2 separate regions of the Homo sapiens genome follow, and region 1 is linked to region 2. A link is a loop called in an ENCODE intact Hi-C map of the cell type or tissue named here. Cell type or tissue: Caco-2. All regions are shown on one strand. Each heading gives the region's core, and the rest is flanking DNA. Links, peaks and the distances in the headings are about the cores only. Region 1 overlaps STON1-GTF2A1L (STON1-GTF2A1L readthrough). Region 2 overlaps STON1-GTF2A1L (STON1-GTF2A1L readthrough).

What was found. Hi-C counts contacts between places; a loop is a spot of excess contacts. Peaks named below come from ENCODE experiments on the same cell type or tissue, not always from the same donor. Only the 100,000 strongest peaks of a DNase experiment are listed, where the experiment ranks them.
Region 1: it touches region 2 in a loop (19-fold over the local background); 3 of 110 quality-filtered maps call a loop at or near these places.

What each region holds. Positions count from the first base shown.
Region 1 is chr2:48,620,614-48,625,997 of GRCh38, reverse strand. STON1-GTF2A1L (STON1-GTF2A1L readthrough) reads right to left here. Exons shown (of 11, transcript NM_001198593.2): 4 at 5,046-5,147; 5 at 4,708-4,831. GTF2A1L (general transcription factor IIA subunit 1 like) reads right to left here. Exons shown (of 9, transcript NM_006872.5): 2 at 5,046-5,147; 3 at 4,708-4,831. Among named protein-coding and RNA genes, the nearest start is that of GTF2A1L, 5.4 kb to the right of the region's middle. In Caco-2, for the core only: a CTCF peak has its summit at 3,076 (motif pointing left); no DNase peak of the experiment used is centred there.
Region 2 is chr2:48,723,939-48,729,322 of GRCh38, reverse strand. The region is part of intron 10 of STON1-GTF2A1L (STON1-GTF2A1L readthrough); the gene reads right to left. It overlaps LHCGR (luteinizing hormone/choriogonadotropin receptor), which reads left to right. Exons shown (of 11, transcript NM_000233.4): 3 at 96-170; 4 at 3,573-3,647. Among named protein-coding and RNA genes, the nearest start is that of LHCGR, 29 kb to the left of the region's middle. In Caco-2, for the core only: no CTCF peak of the experiment used is centred there; a DNase peak (open chromatin) is centred at 3,422.

The DNA of each region.
Region 1 (5,384 bases), core at 279-5,278, 100 kb after region 2:
TAAACCATAAAACTCCAAGACAAAAACACAGAGGAAAACCTGTTTGACAATGGCCTTGGCAATGATTTTTTGGATATCACACCAAAAGCTCGGGCTACAAAAGCGAAAATAAATAAGCCAGGCACAGTCGCTCACATCTGTAATCCCAGCACTTTGGGAGGCCGAGGCAGGAGGATTGCTTCATTCCAAGAGTTCAAGACCAGCCTGGACGACACAGCAAAACCTGGTCTCTACAAAAAATGTGAAAATTAGCCAGGCATGATAGAGTATGCCTGTAGTCCCAGTTACTCATGAAGTCGAGGTGAGAGGATCAATTGACCCTGGAAAGTCAAGGCTACAGTGACCTATGATTGCTCCACTGTACTCCAGCATGGATGACAGAGCAAGACCCTCCCTCAAAAAAATAAAATAAAATAAAATAAATACAGACATCAAATTAAAAAGCTCCTGCACAGCAAAGAAAACAAATAACAAAATAAAACAGCAGCCAACAGATACGGAGAAAATATTTGCAAACCATATATCTGATAAAGGGCTTAATATCCAAAATATATTAAAAGATTTACACAACTCAATAACAGAAAAACAAATAACCTTTTCAAAAATTGGCAAAGGACTTGAATAGATCTTTTTCCAAAGACAACATAAAAACAGCTAACAGGTATACAAAAAGGTGCTCAACATCACTATTCATCAGAGGAATATAAGTCAAAACTGCATTAAGATATCAACTCACACCTGTTAGGATGGCTATTACCAAAAAGAAAAGAGACGACAAGTGTTGGTGAGAGTACAGAGGAAAGGAAACCCCTGTACTCTGTTGGTGGGAATGCAGAATGGTCAGCCATTGTATAAAACTGTGCAGAGATTCCTAAATAAATTAAAAATAGAATTACCACGTGATTCAGCAATCCTTCTTATGGATATATACCCAAAGGAAATTAAACTACTACCTCATAAAAATATCTACACTTCCAAGTTCATTGCAATATTACTCACGATAGCCAAGATTTGTAAACAACCGAAGTGTCTGCAAATGGACAAATGGATAAAGAAATTGTGGTATGTCTGTATACACACACACACAGAGGAATATGATTCAGCTTTTTAAAAGAGGGAGAGTCTGCCATTTGTCACAACATAGATGAAACTGAAGGACATTATACTAAGTGAAATAAGCCAGACACAAAAAGAAAAGTATTGCATGATCTCATTTATATGTTAAAAAAAAAAAACCACAAATACAGACATAGAGAATAAAATAGCAGTTACCAGAGGCAGGAAGGGAGAAAATAAGAAGATGTAGGTGAAAGGATCCAAAGTCACAGATACATAGGATCAATAAGTCTAAATATCTAATAGATAACATGAGGGCTATACTTAATAATGTTGTGCTGCACTTGGGATTTTTGCTAAAAGAGAAGACTTAAGGCATACTAAAAGTACCTAAAATGAGCACCTATGTGAGATGACAGATATGTTAATTTGCTAGACTATACCAACCTCTTCACTATCTATCTATCTATCTATCTATCTATATCAAAGCACTATGGTGAACACCTTACATACAATAAAATGTAAATAAATAGAAATAGATAAGAATCCAGCTCATTTCTGCAAACCTCATTAAGCCGACATTAATTGATGACACTCTTCTTACTAAATATTTTTGTTCTCGAAGAATTATTACTCATAAATATATGCTATTATGTTAACATGTAATTAAATTTTTAAATAAACCAATATTTTTTAAATTTTTGTTTTAATTTCCAACATAGTAAATAGATACTTACAACCCACATTTTAAAAGCTATTTGGGGTCCTTAATTTTTATGAGCTTAAAGGGGTCCTGAGACCAAACAAAGTAGAGAACTGAAGATACAGGAAATTACTACACAAATAAAAAACGAAGAACATATGATAGAGCAAACAAGTTTCTGGGTTTAGATTCAGGGGGTATGTGTACAGGTTTGCTACGTGGGTATATCACATGATGCTGAGGTTTAAGCTTCTATTGATCCTGTCACCCAAATAGTGAACATAGTACCTGACGGGTAGTTTTTCAACCCTTGCCCCCTTCTCTCCTTCTCTCCTTTTGGAGTACCCAGTGTTCGCACCTTTCTGTCTGTATGTACCCAATGTTTAACTCCCATTTATAAGTGAGAACATGCAATATATGGTTTTCTGTTCCTGTGTTAATTCACTTAGGATAATGGCCCCAGCAACACCCATGTTGCTGCAAAGGACATTTCTTTCTCTCTTTTTTAAGGTTGCATAGTATTCCATGGTATATATGTACCACATTTTCTTTATCCAATCCACCATGTATGGGTTGAGTTGATTCCATGTCTTTGCTAATGTGAGTAGTACTGCAATAAACATACAAGTGTGGGTGTCTTTTTGTTAGAACAACTTATTTTCTTTCGGGTAAATGCCTAGTAATAGAACTGATGAGTTGAATTGTAGCTCTAAGTTGAGAAATCTGCAAACTGCTTTCCAGTGGCTGAACAAATTTACATTCCCACCAACAGTGCATAAGTGGTCCCTTTTTTCTGCAGCTTCACCAACATCTGTTTTTCAGTTTTTTAATAATAGCCATTCTGACTAGTGTGAGACGGTATCTCATTGTGATTTTGACTGAGCAAACAAGTTTTAAGATGGTACAGACAAAGGCAAATGACTTATTGAATTGTAGATTTAATTTGAACTTGCTATCAAAAGAGATAAAAAAATTCTAGAAGTTTAAGTTATTTTAATCAGGCTTTTAAAAGCATACCATGAGAAGATATAATTAAGAAGTACTTCAATTTTATGAGACTATTTATTTCAAGAATCTTACTGTTTGGTACCTAAAGATGAAGAGAGACAGGAACAAGCCTATAAAGCACTTTTAAGGGATACATGTAATTCCTCTGAAACCTCTTCATTATAAATGATGTAGAAGAGAATAAGGAGAAAAACTATTTAAAATGTAATTATTTCTATTATTCTAACTGCTAAGATACAGAATAAGGAGCTGAGTAAAAACAAACTTGATACACTAGTTGCAAGACTTTTGTTATTTAAATCACTGGTAATATTACCATCTTGCGGCAAAATCTAGTATTGCAATTTTGAATGACAGAATCTTAGAAGTGTTCACCATGCTTTTTTTTTTTTTTTTTAAGATGGAGTCTCACTGTGTCGCCCAGGCTGGAATGCAGTGGCGCGATCTCAGCTCACTACAACCTCTGCCTCCCAAGTTCAAGTGATTATCCTGCCTCAGCCTCCCAAGTAGCTAGGATTACAGGCATGAGCCACCACGCCTGGCTAATTTTTGTGCTTTTGTTTTTGTTTTTAAGTAGAGACAGGGTTTCGCCATGTTGGCCAGGCTGGTCTAGAACTCCTGACCTCAGGTGATCCACCCACCTCGGCCTCTTCTGATAAAAGACAGTCAAGTATTTTCCTCTTCCATACCCACCACACCCTCATGCCAACCATAAGTTAAAAAAACATCTTTAGCATTCTGTAATAAATAAAACAGTGATTAACAAAACTCCAAAGGAATGTTATTTAAACAGAGAAGGAGATGTCCCAATGAAATAGTAGTTTAAAATTAAAGCATAGCCAAAAACCCAACTGATGAAAAATGTTTCAATGTGTCAACAATTAAAACTGCCAAGACTAATTCTTACAGAGCAAAATTATACTTTATTAACACAGTATTCGATAAAACTTGTATTTGCTAATTCAACATTCATTGTTAATTTATTCATTTTTATATGTTAGAATTGCTGCCACATGTAAATTCTCCCACTTTGTAATAGAAGAAGTACAAGCATCCTTACAATGTTCTCTTCACCTTGGCCCATGTAATTTTCATGTGAATTTTCCCAAGCATGCAAAGAACTATCTGCTTATTACTGATAATCCAATCCAAAATCTACCCTCACTTCTTGCAGACTACTCTGCTGAATTTCAGCTAAACCCAATAAAACTTGTTTGTATGCGAGTATACATTTATATATACACATATGAGTAACATAAAGATTATAAGAATCAGAAGAAAAAGAAAGGAATCAAGCATACAAGGATAGAAAACTCTTAAGTTTTATCTTTTATTAGCTAGTCCCTTCCAGTTTAAATTGATACGCATAATGTGGACAAACATTTCCCTTAAAAGCAGAAGTCTAGATTTGCTAAGTCCAAGAATAAAGATAAATGCACATGATCAATTTCTAGCCATTATTTTATATATCCAAAACAGTGAGGTAGCCTGAATAATCTCCATATTCTGAACTCTCCATTTTGCTCCCAATATATCAGATTTATAATATACACAAAAAATAAGAGAAAGAGAACACACAAACTTGCAAGCACTCACCTTTCCCTCTGCCACTTCTAATCCTTGACTAGACCCAGTCAAATTATCTGAAATTACCAATGGGTGCTCCCAACAGCTGACAAACTATGTGACTTTCCTCTAAAGAAAGGCTTTATCATCTTTGTAAAATTTAATATTTAAAATAAAAACTAGTTCGAATAACCTGAGTTTTTAATCAATAATTACATGGGGCAATGATTTATACTGTGTTCATTTAATAGAAATGATTTAGGTGTCCAAGCCTTCTCACCCTAAGAACATTACCCTGTCTAACTGAAAAACATTCCCAAATGAGAATTTGTTCTGAAGATACTAACAGTACTCATTTACTAATGGTATCCAACCTGTTGACGATTGCAATGTTTGGTGCAAGCTGTGCGGCAACTGAAGAGTAAACAGAGGTGATTGGATGCTATTTCTGAAGAAGTCTTCTGTTGCTTTAGACTGCAAAACCTTGGTTTCCCAGAGCTGCAGAGGGGAAAAAAAAAGTTTACTTTAAAAAAATATATACACATATAATGATACTTCTCTTTTTTTCAGTTTCTTAAAAACTAACGTCATCCTGATGGCACAATGAATGGGTAAGTACTAAACTATAATTTGAGAGATCAGAACTATATCAGTTTTGTATGCTGAAAAAAACAACAAAAGACAGGAAGAAAAAGTTGTATCGGCTACAAACCTGCTTCAAGTCTTTTAAAACTTGTTCCTCTATACCTTCTTCAGCAAATAGATTCCGAACTCCTTCAATTACATCTTCAATTACAGATCTGTAGAGTTTAGGCTACATAAAAGCAATTGTTAAAGTTTCATTTTATTTATTTATTTATTTATTTATTTATTTATTTATTTATTCTTGAGATGGAGTCATGCTCTGTTGCCCAGGCTGGAGTGCGGTGGCACGAACTCAGTTCACTGCAATTTCCACGTCCCAGGTTCAAGCAATTCTCCTGCCTCAGCCTCCTGAGTAGGTGCGATTACAGGTGCATGCCACCATGCCCCGCTAATTTTTGTATTTTTA
Region 2 (5,384 bases), core at 353-5,352:
CCCAGTTGTTGGGTCACACACATAGCTCATAATCATGCAGACACGGTCATTTCTTTCATGTTTCTTTCTCTTTTTCCCCCTCCTCTCTTCCCTAGTGAAATCTCTCAGATTGATTCCCTGGAAAGGATAGAAGCTAATGCCTTTGACAACCTCCTCAATTTGTCTGAAATGTAAGCATCAGCTAACAGACAGTTTACTGCTGTACACTATTACCCTCACTGGCTGGAGCCCACTTGGTATTTGTATTCAAGCATCCACTGCTAGGAATCCAAAAGGAAAAGACTACAGCAATTACTAGGTCTGGGCAGGCACTAATTTTTCTCACTGCAGTGGCCTGTAGGTTGCTATGGTGACAACTGCTTCTCCCTGGGAGCTGTATAAACTCTGAAACATCACAACACAAAGATAGAAATTAAAATTGACATTATGAACTCCTGCCAAGTAGCTCTTGCCTATGGAGGGTATGGAGTACTTGGGATAGTGGGAAAATTTGGAAAAGAGCTTAGAGATCATAAATTGGTTCATTGGGGGCTGTTTTGGCACATTCACTCATTCAGTGAATGTTTCTTGAATACCTACAGTGTAAAAGCTGTGTGATAGGCATGTGTGTGTTGGGTTTGTTGGGTTTTGTTGTTGTTATTGTGATGTTTTGGAATTAACTCTTAGAAACAACCCTTGCCAAAGTATCATTTCCCCAAAAAATCACAAAAAGGATAGGAAAAGACTGGTTCAATTCAGTTTTCAAGTGATGAATCTGTGGCCTGAAGAGGTTAACCTATTTGCCTGACATCACACCGCAAGTTAGTGCCAGAGCTGAAATTAGAAATCAATGCATGTGACTTCTACACCAGGCCCCCTACTGCTGCTTTTACTCAGGCGCAAACCTGAGTTTCCAGAAGAGCACTCAAACTTTACCTACTTTGGAGTTTCAAAAGTTAGGGAAGGGGAAAAGTATTAGCATCAAACATTTTTTGAGCTCTGTGCTTGGCATTTCTTCTATGTTGTGTCATTTAATCCTCACAGCTACCATGCAGAGTGGGGGTAATTATCCCTTTCGTCCAGGGGAAGGAATGGAGGCTTGGAAAGGCACAGAAACTTGACCGATGTGACACTTCAGACCAGGGGTATCCAATCTTTTGGCTTCCCTAGGCCACACTGGAAAAAGAATTGTCTTGGGTCACACATAAAATACACTTACACTAACAATAGCTGATGAGTTTAAAAAAAAAAAAAAACTCATAATGTTTTAAGAAAGTTTACAAACTTCTATTGGGTCGCATTCAAAGCCATCCTGGGCCACATGTGGCATGCAGACTGTGGGTTGGACAAGCTTGCTTTAGACCATGGCAGGACTGGGGTTCAATCCCAGACTGTCTTTCTTCAAAGCTCCAGATTTTCCACTATACCACAGGGTCCCCCTATAAATGACCCAATGAATAATTACCTGAAGAGAATAATTAATTGGTAAGTACGTGAGCAACTACCATGTGTCCAATACAGGGCCAAATGCTGTTGGAATACAGAAGAGATAAAATATAAATGTCCACCATGAGATGACAGTGTAGCCAGGGAAGTGAGACTACTCACCAATTACAGAGAAATCCAAAATAATGAGTAAGTGCAAAAGACATAGTCTGGACTTAGCTGAGAAGCAGAATCACACATTGGGCTCATTACAATTACAGACGACAGTCCTATCCCAGACCTGGAAAGCTGCAGTTTTAACAGACTTCCCAGGTAATGCTAAAACACAGCTTATATTGAGAACCACCAGGGCAGCTAATGATAAATAAAGCTTCCCGTGATGCAAAGCAACATTCATCAACAGAAAGAAACATAAAGCACTCTCAGGGAAAGTTTATGGATTCCCAAAGAAGGTCCTAAGACTAGCATGCTAGCTCCATGAAGGCTTTTTTTGCTTTGTTCACAGCTGTATTCCCAGCACATAGAACGATGCTTGCCACATGTAGGTGCCCAATAAATGTTTGTTAAATGAATGAATGACTGGGCTAAGGTCAGGCCCCAAAATTCTTTTATTAAATTTCTTTTAATCTTTTTTTTTTTATACAGGGTCTCACTGTGTTGCCCAGACCGACCTCAAATTCCTGGGCTCAAGTGATCCTCCCACCTCCTTGCCAAGTAGATGGGACTACAGATGCACGCCACCACACCCAGCCCAAAAGACCTTTAGAGATAAAAGTCCCTTCCATCCCACCCACATAAGGCTCTATATGGCCTATGATTGTTTGACTCAGTTGTTGTAGAAATAATTACAACAAAATATCACTCACATCTGAAGAATCAAAAGGGCTGAGAAGATGGAAACAGGCACAAGTGGTGGGTAACTGTAGTGTGGTGGAACAAGCACTAAACTGAGGGTCAGAAAAACTGGGTCACATCCAAGTTCTGCTACTTCTCAGCTGTGTGACCGAAGACAAATCATTCAACTTCCTAATTTCAGCAACTATTATAACTATTGTTAACACTGGTTGAGGCCTTACTGTGAACCAGACACATATATTTATTCCTCAAAAACAACACTATAAGGAAACCAAGACACAGAGAACTTAAAGTGATATATCTAAGGTCATACGATTAGTAAAATCAGAATGAAAAACCAAGTTGACTCCAGAGCCCATGCTCCTAACCAATATACTACATTCTCTCTATAGAACAAGGTAATTATTATTTCCTCAGGTGGCTGTCACCTGGATTAAGAAACCCAAAGGCATTTACTGGCCTTTTATTTAATACAAAGTAGACAGGACTTAGCAATGGTGACTACTTTTTGTAGAGTCACAGTAATTAGGGGAATGAGGGAGTTGGGCGGGGAGGGCAATAACATCACAGTGGTGTATGGCTGTACTTTTATACTTTGCCAAACCCTGCCTCATATTATCTCTACCTGTTCTATTACTTAAAACCTACTAACCTGTGAGGCAGGAAGACTATGTAATATTATTATACAAATTTTACAGAAGAGACACTAGCTCAGGGAAGTTAGGAGGCTGGACATCATGACACAGCAAATTATCTTCAGCATGAGTATAAAATCCCCCAAATTCAAGCCTCTGGCTTTTGCCCTGTGCCATTCCACAGACTGGTGCCCCTCGGTATAACTGCTCATGTGATTGCCGGCCAATATGAAGAGGACGAGTTTGCTTACAAGGGAGAGTAGGTAATTTGCTCATCTCTCCTGAGAGGAGTCTCTCATCACCCTCAGTGTACAGGGTCCACAGTGGGGCAGAATCTGCTTGGCCAGGAGCCCTGGATGTCGGTGCTGTCTGTGGTGGGGGAGAGGGGTGGGAGGGTGCAGAGACAGACTCCCTGCTCTGATCCTTATACCCACCTCTTTAGAAGCTTGAGAGCAGTGCTTCCTGGAAATAGGGAACTGGCTCTCACCAAGCCATTTCCATCCCCAGAGTCGCTAGGGGTCCTCCCAAGCATATGAAGGTCGCCTGCTTTTGCTGATGCCATTTTCAGCCAGCAACTTCTGGTGACCATGATCTCACACATTTCAAACAATACACATCTATTAAACAGCAGCTTTTTTTTTCCCTCTCTCTTTACAGACTGATCCAGAACACCAAAAATCTGAGATACATTGAGCCCGGAGCATTTATAAATCTTCCCCGATTAAAATACTTGTGAGAAATTTTCCTTTTTAAGCAATTGGGGAGGGGAAGATGGGCATCTGATGAAAATCAAAACAAGGAAAAGGTTGGAAAGATTTTGTTTAACCATATACATGGCACTATTTGCATGTTCCTCTTCAGCCTTCTGATTTAAATTTAATTGTCATTTCTTGTCAGCCACCGAGCTGGGTGCTTTTACATACATGTAAGTGGTTCCCAACATTTTATCAGTCCTAAACACCTGGGAAGAACGTCACCCCTCTGTAGTGATTTTCAAGGTTGACAATGGGTATGGGAGATGGAGGTCATAACACTTTAAAAAGGGTAAATCAGAATCTCTGAAGTGAATAGAGAGTAGGTGAAAGTGAGAGTGGCAATTCTGGTCTGACTCTCATCACGGGTTAAGAGTTTCTGATCTCCTTTATCTCATTTTTTTCATTTGTTCATTAAATGAAAACTTTTTAAGTATTGCCTTAAGGTAGACACTGTGCCATATAAACTAAATCATTATTTTCCACTTCCCATTAATTCTAACTAAGTCTGTCAGTTAGCATTAGAAATTGAGTACCACTGTAGCCTGCCACAATCATTGCCTTGTCAGCAATACCAAAATTCCTGAAAACTATGAATTTATCACTATGGATCTTTTCACATATCAAGTCATCCCTATTCACAAAGAAAAATTTGCGTCTCCCTAAAACAGACATCCCTCTTTTTTCTTTAAATTTCATAAACTCCTCAGAGAATGTAAAGCCCACCTCCCATCACTGCCCAAAAAAAGGAAAACAGAGAGAAGGGACATCTCTCTGGTACTTCACGTCATCAGTCTTGCTCTGGGGCCTTCTATAAGAGCTGCTACTGGAACTGGCATAGCTCCTTTGTTAACTCTAACACTGAACAATTCCAAACTCAGGTGTTCTGTTTTTCCAAACCTCCAGGGTGTCTATAGGGCACATAAGCATACGGTAGCATCAACTACTTTGAAAAAACATAAGAAACTCCCAGAACCAAATTTGACCACTGCAGCCTCTTATTATCTAAGAATCATTGTCTTTATTAAATAGTATTTTCATCCAAAACTGTGATATTCACCCAACCCAAGTACACGTTGCAGTCTAATCCCACACTGCTATCCCCAGCTGTAGACAGAGCAGAGATCCAGTGTGACCTGGGCTTTTGGATAAGAAGGAGAACCAGAGAGAGCCAGAAGAGAAACCTGGCTTTGTTTCATTGTCACGAGGGTGACAGACAGTTCATATTAGTTGTCCAGATCCCATGACTGGTGAATCTAAAACTCCAGTGGGGAAATCCAGATGCCTAGACTCTGAGGGAGCCCCATTCTTGTAATAAAATACTCTTCAATTTCACCTATCACTTAAGCCTCTCTCCTCTTCAGAGGCTAAATAAAAGGTGGGAAGAAAAGAAGAGCCTTGAATAGTCCCAAACACCAAAACAATGTTTAGTGATTTCAATGAGATGCAAAGAAGAACTTCCTGAATTGCAAGATAGCTAAATAAGGGAAGATTTTTAATAATGAGCAATATGGATTTATCATAAAAGATTAATTTTCTTGAAGTATTTGAATCAAAACCTGCTCCAAAATTTAAGGATGCTTTCTCGAACTATCAAGAGCTTGTAATAAACTAATTACCAAAAGAAAGTGGAATGCAATACGGGAAAATGTGATTGATTTAATAAGAAAAGACAGGCTACAAATATAAATGAAAAAGACCTTTAAATTTGGCCCCA